Linked DNA regions of Homo sapiens: region 1 is linked to region 2. The links are chromatin contacts, found by Hi-C or POLR2A ChIA-PET in ENCODE. All regions are on one chromosome and are shown on one strand. Each heading gives the region's core, a stretch centred on a gene start or an enhancer-like site at or near the end of the contact. The rest is flanking DNA. Distances are from core to core; before and after follow the strand shown. Region 1 holds the start of WIPF1 (WAS/WASL interacting protein family member 1). Region 2 has its middle 15 kb from the start of LINC01960.

Evidence for each region. A loop is a pair of places that touch in the nucleus more often than their neighbours do. ChIA-PET counts read pairs that join two places held with the same protein, here RNA polymerase II (POLR2A). Pooled maps may share reads with other maps.
Region 1: a pooled map shows a loop between it and region 2 (4-fold over the local background). The contact joins the promoter of WIPF1 here to the enhancer-like site in region 2. A Hi-C loop is called at or near these places in 1 of 37 single-sample maps with no recorded cell type and 2 of 50 pooled maps. POLR2A ChIA-PET finds 5 or more read pairs at or near these places in 1 of 52 experiments (activated T-cell).

What each region holds. Positions count from the first base shown.
Region 1 is chr2:174,594,711-174,600,054 of GRCh38, reverse strand. WIPF1 (WAS/WASL interacting protein family member 1) reads left to right here and starts at 2,251. Exons shown (of 8, transcript NM_001375834.1): 1 at 2,251-2,454. RefSeq lists an enhancer at 2,049-2,228.
Region 2 is chr2:174,037,285-174,042,957 of GRCh38, reverse strand. It overlaps the pseudogene RPSAP24. Among named protein-coding and RNA genes, the nearest start is that of LINC01960, 15 kb to the right of the region's middle. RefSeq lists enhancers at 2,743-3,037, 4,793-5,293, 5,294-5,673 and a silencer at 2,741-3,141. Within about 2 kb of position 2,982, at least 29 of the 41 ENCODE cell types and tissues checked have a DNase peak (open chromatin) inside an H3K27ac peak, as active enhancers do.

The DNA.
Region 1 (5,344 bases), core at 1,002-3,501, 560 kb before region 2:
AGCAAGAATCCTAAAGTGAACTGTGCATGCGAGCTCCTTATGAGAATCTAATGCCTGATGATCTGAGTTGGAGCAGTTTCATCCTGAAACCATCCCCACCCCCTGCCCCCACTCCGTGGAAAAATTATCTTCCACAAAACCAGTCCCTGGTGCCAAAAAGGTTAGGGACCACTCCCCTAAGGGATGGAAATAGCCATGAATGGTATGTGTACTGAGAGAGAGAGAGAGAGAGAGAGATAGCTAGAGAGAGAGAGAGAGAGAGTGTGTGTGTGTGTGTTTGGGGTGTCTTACTTAGAGAACTTCAAAATAATTCTGAAAATACGTAGAGAAATTGTCATATCGCCCATGTTCTCTTTTTAGACCCAACTATAATTAGACTTCCCCAAAGATTCACTCAGGCATTTACTTAATAGTTGATCAAGTTTTCTGTTTTCCTGAGGGTTTGTATCGCGGGAAGTGGCTGATAGCTGTAGGCCTCCACCTCTGTCCAGCCCCATGCCTGCAGGTATTTATTTGTGACCTAAGTCACGGGTGGACACCAGGCCAGAGTTAGACAAGAGGCGGTCCCTGCCTTCAAGGGGCTCCAGGCAAAGCAGAGGACTCTCAGTCACTTATTCTTGGGTACTCCACTCCAGGAACTGTGCCCATGGCCTGGCATCATGAATCTGCTCATGCAATTAGACTCCTATCTCAGGGAATTTTGAGTTTAAAAGATCCTTAGACATCATCTGTCCCAGTACTCCCCAGTAGGAGCACTTCTGGTATTTTGGGTGGGACTGTCATAAGCACCATAGGAAATTTCCCATTCCTGGCCCCACCCACTGAATGCTACAGGCCCCTGCCCCCACCATTCCCACTCACTGCTCACCACCCCCAACAGCTACCTGAGTTGAAAATTACTCATCTAGCCCAGTTCCATCACTTTACAGGTAAGGCAATGTTAGACAACATACGTTCTTTTCATGCCTCTGGCCTCTGATCCTAGCAGAATCAGGACCCAACATTCAGATTTTACAATGAAGCTAGTTTCTGAAATATGCCTCTCTTTTAAATTCTTTGACTGTTACTGTTTTCTCAGAGTTATATACTATGTGTTGCATATGTAAGTCTGAACCTTTAAGATGGGTTAAGAAAAAATTATGAGCATTTTCAGATCGTTCTATACATAACTCAAGGTTTTGATAAAATGTTTTCTACATGTATTCCATTGCCATCCACCTCTTGAGTTCTTTAATAATGAGAAATCTGACTTTCTTCCTTCCACCCTCTTTATCTCTATGCTTTTGTCAAGCATCTTCTAGGAGAGTTACTGTTATCCCATTAAGTGTGGGGGACAGAAACATTTGGCATAGAAAGCTATGGATCTGCAGCTGACTTAAGCTGTATATTATTACCCTGACTTGGGCACCAAAATCACGTTTCAAAACTCATTTGCTGCCAAGTATGGTAGCTCAAGCCTGTAATCCCAGCAATCTGGGAAGCTAAGATGGAAGGATCACTTTGAAGCTAGGAGTGCAAGACCAGGCTGGGCAACAAAGCAAGATCCCATCTCTACCAAATATAAAAATAAAATAAATTAGCCAGGTGCAGTGGCATATGCCTGTAGTCTCAGCTACTCAGGAGGCTGAGGCTGGAGGATTGCTCGAACCCAGGAGGTCAGGGCCACAGGGAGCTATGATTACGCCACTGCACTCCAGCCTAAGTGACAGCAAGACTGTCTCTCTAAAAAAAAAGAAATAAATAAAACAAAACCAAAAAAAGAACCTCATTTGCCTTCATACACCTGACCTGCTCTCTTTACCTGCATTTGTAACTTTCTCCCCACACACTTGAATGCCCTGTAAATGAGAAGAAGCCCTTAGCCTAATGAAGCGATAAGGTAAGGTAGGTAAGAGCTTTTCTTTCTTGAGTGACTCTTTTCCCTATTACTCAATGGAATAGTCAGTATTTACAGTGATACTTTCAAATATAATTTTCCTAAAGGAATCTCAAGTTCCATGAACAGTTATTTTTGTGGGAATATCTAGAATAAAGTTGGACTCTTCACTGAGTGGAGGTGCTCATCTCCTCTTGTCACTGTACCAAATAGCTGTGTATTACACCTTGTGGGGAGGAGAAACATTTAATTTTTTTTAATTTAGGTTTTTTTTCTTGCTTGCTTCTTAAGCAAAACCAATCTAGTTTCTTTTTCTGCAGCAAAGGAGGAAGGAACAACAAACAACAAATTAATCAGACAGGAAGCGAATAACCACAGAAGGACGTCTGCCTCTGACTCAGTATGTCACATTTAACAAGAGGCCAGAGCTTGTCCAAAATGGCTGTCCAAAAACGACCCCACACTTGCGTTAGAAGATGATACCTTTTTCAGGGACAGTTTTCTCTCTTGGCTCCTGTCCCGCTGGCCCTCTGTCTGCCTGTGTCCCTGACCATGGCTCCCTGCAGTACCCTTTAACGGTAAGAAAAATTATATTCAAACTAAGTTTATTTCATTTATCAGCTACAGGGAAGAACTAAATGGCTTTTAATGGACCATAGTATGTCAAGATAAAGTTGTTTAATTTTTCTGTAGAGCACCATGTGAGCTATTCCTGTTGCCCAGAATGCTAGTTTCACCACTATGGTGATTGTGAATGATTCATAACTTATGCTTTGAGCCAAAATGTAAGCAAGATTTTCAATAGAATTTTTTTGACCACTGGACAAGTTTGGATCCACAGGAATTTATTTTCCCATTTAAATTGGGGGCTTATGTCGGTAAATATATCCTTTTGGTGTATGATACAGTTGTCCACACAACTGCCTTTGAATCTTTGGTGTGGCCAGCAACAATAAGTGCTTTAAAGTACAAGGAGCCATTGGAAGCTTCAAACGAAAATACCATGGAACTAAGCTGTTGCAGTTCTGTTGCTGCCAATGTGCTATTTAAGTTCAAAACTCAAACTAAACCATTTCTAAGCAGAGTCTTTTATAATACGATTTGTCTTTTAGAATAAGTCTATTCCTGTTATAACAGTGTGTGCACAATTACTATCGCAAATCAAATTCTACAGCATTAGTTATAACTTTATGTTTAATATGATTAATGTTTTGGCATAAAATATTGTGATTTTTAAAATTTCAAGCCATCTACTCAGAGGCTTATAGAGCAGAACTAAGGAAACTTTTTACATTAAAAAACTTTTTTCTAGAATATGTAGGAAGAAACAATTTGACTTATGTTCCTTTCTCCCCGTGAAGAAATATAAAATAAAGCTTTAAAAAACTCAGAAGGCACATATAACTTTAGTCACTAAGTACAAGTTTTTTGTTTTTTTTGTTTTTGTATTTTTAGTAGAGACAGGGTTTCATCATGTTGGTCAGGCTGGTCTCAAACTCCTGACCTCAAGTGATCTGCCCGCCTCGGCCTCCCAAAGTGCTGGGATTACAGGCATACAAGTTATTTTAAATAATTTAATGGCATAACTAGTATATGTAGTAGAGAATGGAGAGGTGGTAAATGAAAAGGCTACTGAAAGATTCTAACTAAGCAAAGTAAGACAGCTTGGTAGAGAGAAAGATGAAAGACTGGGGAAAGAATAGGACAGGACAGTGAGAAAGGAAGATGAGAAACTGGGAAAAGGTTTTGAGGTTGATCTGTGTGGAAATCATACTCTTACAATTCACTTGGACTACAGTGCTATGTGTTAACTTTATCAAGCTTTGTTCTTCTGTACTGGAATATCATCATGTCAAAACTCTTCCTTTTATCAGTCTAAGGTCATTAAATGACTTACCTGAAAGTCATTTTTCACTAAGTCAGGTTTTCTATTGCTCTTTGAAAAGTTTATTCATGGGCTATTTGCTCATAGCGCTTCAGCTACTCTAATATCTAACCTTTTAAGGGTTACACATACTCTGGGTGGACTGAAATATTCAGAGAACTCCCTGTGGTGAAAATTAGTTCCTGGGATCGAGCAGCAACTTCAGATCTGATCAAATTCTAAATCTGGCCTGTAGGCTGGAAGTTCCCCAGCCTACCTAAAATATGAGATGAAGTGATACTGAATTCCTGGACCCTTTAAGTGTTATGACCTTTTGAAGCCTTCTTAACATTTTATGAACACACATCATTTACTTTGGAAGTTTCTGGCTGTTTAAATTATGATATATTTCTGCTTTAAGGTTTGACTCATTTTGTCCAAATTGTTAAACATGTGCTTGTTGTTGAAGAAAGCATTTCTCCTGGACTTCCATAAATACCTCTGTCTGTCCTGAAAATTAAAACTGTAAAAAAATACTAGAATAAGGAATGCCTTAATCAGTATGCTTTTCTGAGAAATTTGAAATGCACTTTATACACATCTCCCTTCACCATTCACTTGTAATATGGAAGTTTGCATGGGTGTACACACATAGGCTGATTTAAATCAGCTCATGGTTTCTCTTTCTCGTGGTTAAATAGGGGGAAAGACTGTGATATTTACTGACCACTTATTTTGTGTTACGTTCTTCACCTTTGCTTATTTTATTTTTTGAAAATGGCTAATACTTATTAAGCACTCCTTCATTTAACTCTTGAATAACCCTACTAAGTAGGTGCTATTATTTTGAAAACCGGACTTACATAAGCTAAGTAATTTACCCAAGGCCACCTAACAACTAAATGTGGAGGAAGTTATCTGAATTGTAAGAGCTTTTTTTCACAAGTGCAGCTTGGAAGCAACATTATAAATTGTATGATTTCTGTTTTTCTTTTTCTTTTCTGTTTTTTTTTTTTTTTTTTTTGAGACAGGGTTTTGCTCTGTCATCCACACTGGAGTGCAATGGCATGATCACAGCTCACTGCACCCTCAAACTCCTGGACTCAAGCAGTCCTCCCACCTCAGCCTCCCAAGTAGCTGGAACTACAGATGTGTGCCACCATGCCCAGTTAATTATATATATATATATATATATATATATATATTTTTTTTTTTTTTTTTTTTTTGTAGAGATGAGGGTCCCACTATGTTTGCCCAGGATGGTCTCAAACTCTTGGGCTCAAGCTATCTTCCCACCCTGGCCTCCCAGAGTGCTGGGATTATAGTCATGAGCTACGACACCCAGCCAGTATGATTTCTTGAGGTGCTTTTCCGGCCTTGGGAATCTGAGATTACAAATGTTTTGCTTTAAATGTCACAGCAACAGTAAATATCTTTAAAACTAACAATCTCAAGTAAGATATTTTCCTTTTTAAGTCTTTTCACTTCTTCAGAGGTAAACTTGGTGACACTTCTGCTTATATCATAAAGCTGTACTTTCAATGATAAAATGAATACAGTATATATCAAGTGTGCTGACATATATGCTGTGTGTGTATGTGTGT
Region 2 (5,673 bases), core at 1,733-4,232:
GGACCCCTCTCTGGGTAGTGCAGAAGCCCATTTCCAACATCAGGCCTAAGAAAAGTTCAAGACTTCTTTGTAATACTATTTGTTCTTAGAATACATCCAGTTAAGGGTAGGTAGTCAGAATACTGTATTCACAGGTCATTTCAACCTTTTTTTTTTCCTGTATGGTTCTATTATTAATTTTATATGCAGTTAAGTTCATTTGTTTATATTTGCATTTAATTTTAAGCTTTTCTTTTTGACAAATCTCTCAAAATTTAAAAAATTTTAAATATGGGCCAGGCGTGGTGGCTCACACTTGTATTCCCAGCACTTTGGGAGGCCGAGGTGGGTGGATCACCTGAGGTGAAGAGTTCGAGACCAGCTTGGCCAACATGGCAAAACCCCATCTCTACTAAAAATACAAAAATTAGCCAGTTATGATGGCACACGTCTGTAATCCCAGCTACTCAGGAGGCTGAGACAGGAGACTCACTTGAACCCGGGAGTTGGAGGTTGCAGTGAGCTGAGATCATGCCACTGCACTCCAGTCTGGGTGACAGAGTGAGACTCCATCAAAAAAAAAAAAAATTAAATATGTAAAACTTTTACAAGGTTCAAAAGTCAAAACTATATATATATGTATATATAAAATTATATATGTAGTTATATATAACTATATATCAAAAACTATACTCAGAATTTGATATGGTTTGGCTGTGTCCTCACCCAAATCTCATCTCGAACTGTAGTTCGCACAATCCCTGTGAGTTGTAGGAGGGACCTGATGGGAGGTAATTGAATCATGGCGGTGGTTACCCCCATGCTGCTGTTCTCGTGATAGTGAGTGAGTTCTCACGAGATTGATGGTTTTATAAGGGGCTTTTCCCCCTTCTGCTTGGCACTTCTTCCTGCCACCATGTGAAGAAGGACGTGTTTTCTTCCCCTCCCACCATGATTGTAAGTTTCCTGAGGCATCCCCAGCCATGCTGAATTATGAATCAATTAACCCGCTTTCCTTTACAAATTACTCAGTCTCGGGTATGTCTTTATTAGCAGCGTGAGAACAGACTAATACGAAAGGGTAAACTCACATCCTTATTACTTCCACTCCATTCCTGCCAATCCCCTATAGGCAACTACTTGTTTTTGGTTTATTCTTCCTGTATCTCTCTTTCTTATACAAAAAACGTAGCATAATATATCCATTATTTAGTACTTTAATTTTTTTCACTTAACATATCCTGGAAATTACTACATGTTAATTCAGAGAAATATTCCTCAACACTTGTCAGCTGTGTAGTACTCCATTGTGTGACTGCATCACAGTTTATTCAATTACTATCCTAATTGAATGAAATTGTTTCTAATATTTTGCTGTTTAAGTAATGTCTCCGTGAACAACCTTATAAATACGTTGTTTTATATTTGTAGAAGTGTACTTTCAGGATAAATTCCTGGAGTTAGTATTACTGAGTCAAAGGGTAAATTGCATATATAGTTTTGCTAGATATTTCCAAATTCCCTCCACAGGGGTGTATCATTTTGCATTCCCACCAATGATTATGAGAATCATTACAGCCTTGCCAATGGACTGCATGGTCAAACTTCTGAAATTCTGTCAATTTTATAAAGATTGGTATCTCAATGTAGTTCTAATATATATTTATAACATAATGAGTGAAGTTGAACATCTTTCTGTATTTTAAGGTCCATCTACATATTTTTGTATCTGTGTGTATGAACTGTTTGTTCACGCCTTTTGCCTAATTTTCTATCAAGTTTTGGCCTTTTCCCCTCAATATTTAAAAGTTCATTACATTCCTAATATTACAGATTAACCTGTTTCTGTGAAAATGTTGCAAATATTTCTCACAATGTGCCAATTTTCTTGCCATGCAGCAGGTTTTTTTAAAGTTGTTGAATTTATTAATACTTTATTTTATGCCGTTGGAGTATTTTATTTTTCATTAGCAAAGCATTCATTTTGGTGTCAGGCTGAGCTTGGACTGGGTTTCCATGCCTCTCTTAAAATTTTTATTTGAAAAAAAAACTACTTTTTTATTTTATTTTATTTTTTGAGACAAGGTCTTCCACTCTGGCCCAGGCTGGAGTGCAGTGGTGTGATCTTGGCTCACTGCAGCCTCGACCTCCTGGCTCAAATGATTCTCCTGCCTCAGCCTTCAGAGTAGCTGAGACTACAGGGATGCAGTGCTGCACCTGGCTAATTTTTAATTATTTTATTTTACTTTTTGTAGAGACAGGGTCTCAATATTTTGTCCAGGCGGGTCTCAAACTCCTGGACTCAAAGGATCCTCCTGCCTGTCCTTCCAAAGTGCTGGGATTGCAGGTGGGAGCCACTGTGCCCAGCTCCATGCCCCTTGATATCTTAAGTGTCTTCCTTTTTGTGAGGCACAGCTTTGAGACCTCTTTTCCTGTCTGCCAAGAAGGCAAAGGGGGCAGTGGGCCCAGTCAGTTTAATTGTTTTTTATCTGTTTCCCTCCGCTTGATCCCAGGAGCCCAGGTTGGGGACAGTCACTTAGCTCTAATGGGGTAGGGCAGATGCCACATGGAGGTGAAGATTGCACACACATCCCCTTTCCCCCCCAACTCCTGTCTTAGCTGGAGGAGCAAGCGCCCAGAGGCCCTTTGGTTTGCGTCTGGGATTTGAATCATAGACAGACTTCCCACACCCAGGGTATAAAGAAGTCCACCGATGTGTCTTCTAATACTTGTTTGTGTTCATTTTTTACGTTTGAATTTCTGATCCATTTGAGATTATCTTGCTGCATGGTGAGGGGTATGGGTCCAGTTTTCTAATAGGCAAGGTGGCCTATGAAGTGGGGGCGGGGTAGCAGGGGGAGAAGGAGCCACGATCTTGATGGTCTGGGCCACTAGGTGGCGATCTTCCAGGTTTCTCCTCCTTCAGGACGGTAGGAGAAAATGCTGTTTTGTTTTCAGAAGAAAAAGGAAATGAGTCATTAGGTTTAATTGGCCAAGAGGAAGCCCTAGTAAAAAGTTCCCCTCTGTCTACGCAACCTTGATTTCTGAAGGCAGGCCCTGTGCTTCTTTCCCTGTGTTAGAAAACATCATTTCCTCTGTGTCTCTGTTTCTCACCAGGAGGCTGATGTGGGCCAAGTGTGCGTGCACAAACACTGCCTTTGCCGTGAGCGCCTCCAGGTCCTGCGTAAGGCCATGGAGAGACTTCAAAGAGAGGTCAAGATGGCATTGCCCTGCCGTGTGCCTCTTGGGAAGCCTGGGCCTCGGAGTGACAAGACCTTGGTTCCTGTCCCAGTGCTGCTGCCACCCGGCCCTGTCATTGCAGGCATGCCACCTAGCCCTCTCTTCCTCAGTGTCCTCATCTATAAAATGGAACAATGTCTTCCCTAACCATGTGCCAAGGATTTCAATGGGATAAAATGATATATGTGTGCTGCAAAGTAAAAACACTGTGTAAATATATTTCCACCATTATTATGGTTATATTTTATATGTGGATGCATCTCTATGGAAGATCTATTCTTTTTCTTTTCTTTTTCTTTTTTTTTTTTTTTTTCCGAGACGGAGTCTCACTCTGTCGCCCAGGCTGGAGTGCAATGGCATGATCTCGGCTCACTGCAACCCCTGCCTCCTGGGTTCAAGCGATTTTCCAGCCTCAGCCTCCTCAGTAGCTGGGATTACAGGCACCCGCCACCACGCCCGGCTAATTTTTTTATTTTTAGTAGAGACGGGATTTCACCATGTTGGTTAGGCTGGTCTCAGCCTCCTGAACTCGTGATCCACCCACCTCGGCCTCCCAAAGTGCTGTGATTACAGGCGTGAGCCACCACCCCCGACCGATCTATTCTATATCTTACAAGAATTTGTATTTATAGGCTGTATTAATAGGTTGATTTGCTGTTTATAAGGTGTTTTTTTTTTTCACACATCCTCTCTTCTGTGAAAGGGACACAGCCTTAATGAGAAAATGGACTGGTTTTGAAAGAACTGCCAAAGTAGCGACCTTAGGAGAAGGTCTACAATGTGCTTTCTCTGAGGTTGTGTACAGAATTATGTGTGTGTGTAATTTTTCCCAGCTTGTATCAGATTGCTATAGGAGTTCATAGCTCAAAGGTGGTTAAGAACCACATTCTTGAAAAAGGGAGCCAGACTGGCCTCAGGACCCCCTCCCCATTTGGCTTCTGGGAGGACTGAACTGGTTCCAGTCCTTTCTTAAGTCCTACATGGGGTCTTAAGGCTACTGATCTCCCTCCTTGCTGTAGCTGGTCTGGAGAGAAAGAGAAAAGAGAAACGGGAAGGGCTTGTAGTGTCTAGAAACCAGAGGTGAAACTCTAAGTTAGTAAGGCTTCAACGGCAGCTCTGCAGGAGGTCAGAAAACAATTTAGTCTTGCAAAATTCTTTTTGTCATGCCACAGTGGTCCTCTTTCTGCTCCTCAAGTGTGCTAAGGTTGATGCTACCTTGGGGCATTTTGCAGAGGCTCTTTTATTTACCTAGAATATTGTTGCCCTGGCTTCTCCTGGACTGGCCCCTTCTTTTTATCCAGCTCCAATGTCATTTTCTCTGAAAAGTCCTCCCGATCCCACAATTCCCCCGGCCCAAATTATTTTCCAAGAGCATCTGTCACCATGGGAAATCATCTTTTTTATTTGTTTACTTTGTTGTCTGCATTGCCTGCCTTTCTCCCAACAGAATTAAAACTCCCTTTGGGTAGTAGCTACATGTCATTTCTAGAGTCTACAGCAGTATCTGCCACAAAGTAAGCACTCAGTACACTCCTATGGAATGGACACTTGTATCATGAAAGGAGCTGAGTTCTTGTTAGAAGGTGCTGCATGGCATCTGTGACTCGTCTTTCCCTTGGTGCCAACTCTATGTCACCAAATCTTCAGTGGGTTCTACTTCTGAAGAATGTCTTATACCTGTCCCTCTGTCCCCTCCTATTTCCCACATTCCCAGAGCCACTGCTCTGATACCTGGGTAGTGACAGCCCTATACCTTTCTCCCTGCTGCCCACGCTTCCTAAAAGGCGAGTGGCCCTGCCCCTGCTCTACTTCACCCCTTGCTTCCATTCACGCCCCACTTCTGGGACAGCCAATCCCTCTTGGTATTCTCCTGCCATTCTTGGACTAAATCAAAGCATCTTCCCCGCAGTACCCCGAGGTCCTGCCTTCCAGCCGGCAGACCTTGCTCTTCTCAGTAGCAGAGCCCAGCATGGAAGGGGAGGGAGTTCCTTAGGAATCTCTTAAGAAGACCTGAGGTCCACTGTGGATTCATGAGGCTCCTGAAGGCAGCAGGGGGTGTGAAGAGGGGCTGGGCAATAGCCAGAGGGAGCTTTCTGAAGATGGCTCAGGAGGAAGTGGAAAAGGGCCCCGCACAGGCAGATCTGGGGTCCCAGACAGCTCATGGGGAGCGTTGGGTAAAGGATTCTGGGGCTGCCCTAACACAAAGCGGTCAAGGCCTTGGAAGAGCTGGAGTGGAGATGCTCGCAGGCAGTGTGGTAACCCTACCCCTTCTTGCCTCTTATGCAGCCATATGCCTGTCCAAGGGTGAGCTGGTGGGCTGTGTAGGAAATTAAGAGGGGATCAAGCAAACCCAGGGAGACAGGACATCTGGCATTGCTGAGGGAACTGCCCACAGCCAATGTGGCCCTTCTCTTCCCATCAAAAGCTGTTGCCAGGTGTAGGTGGGCAGGGGCT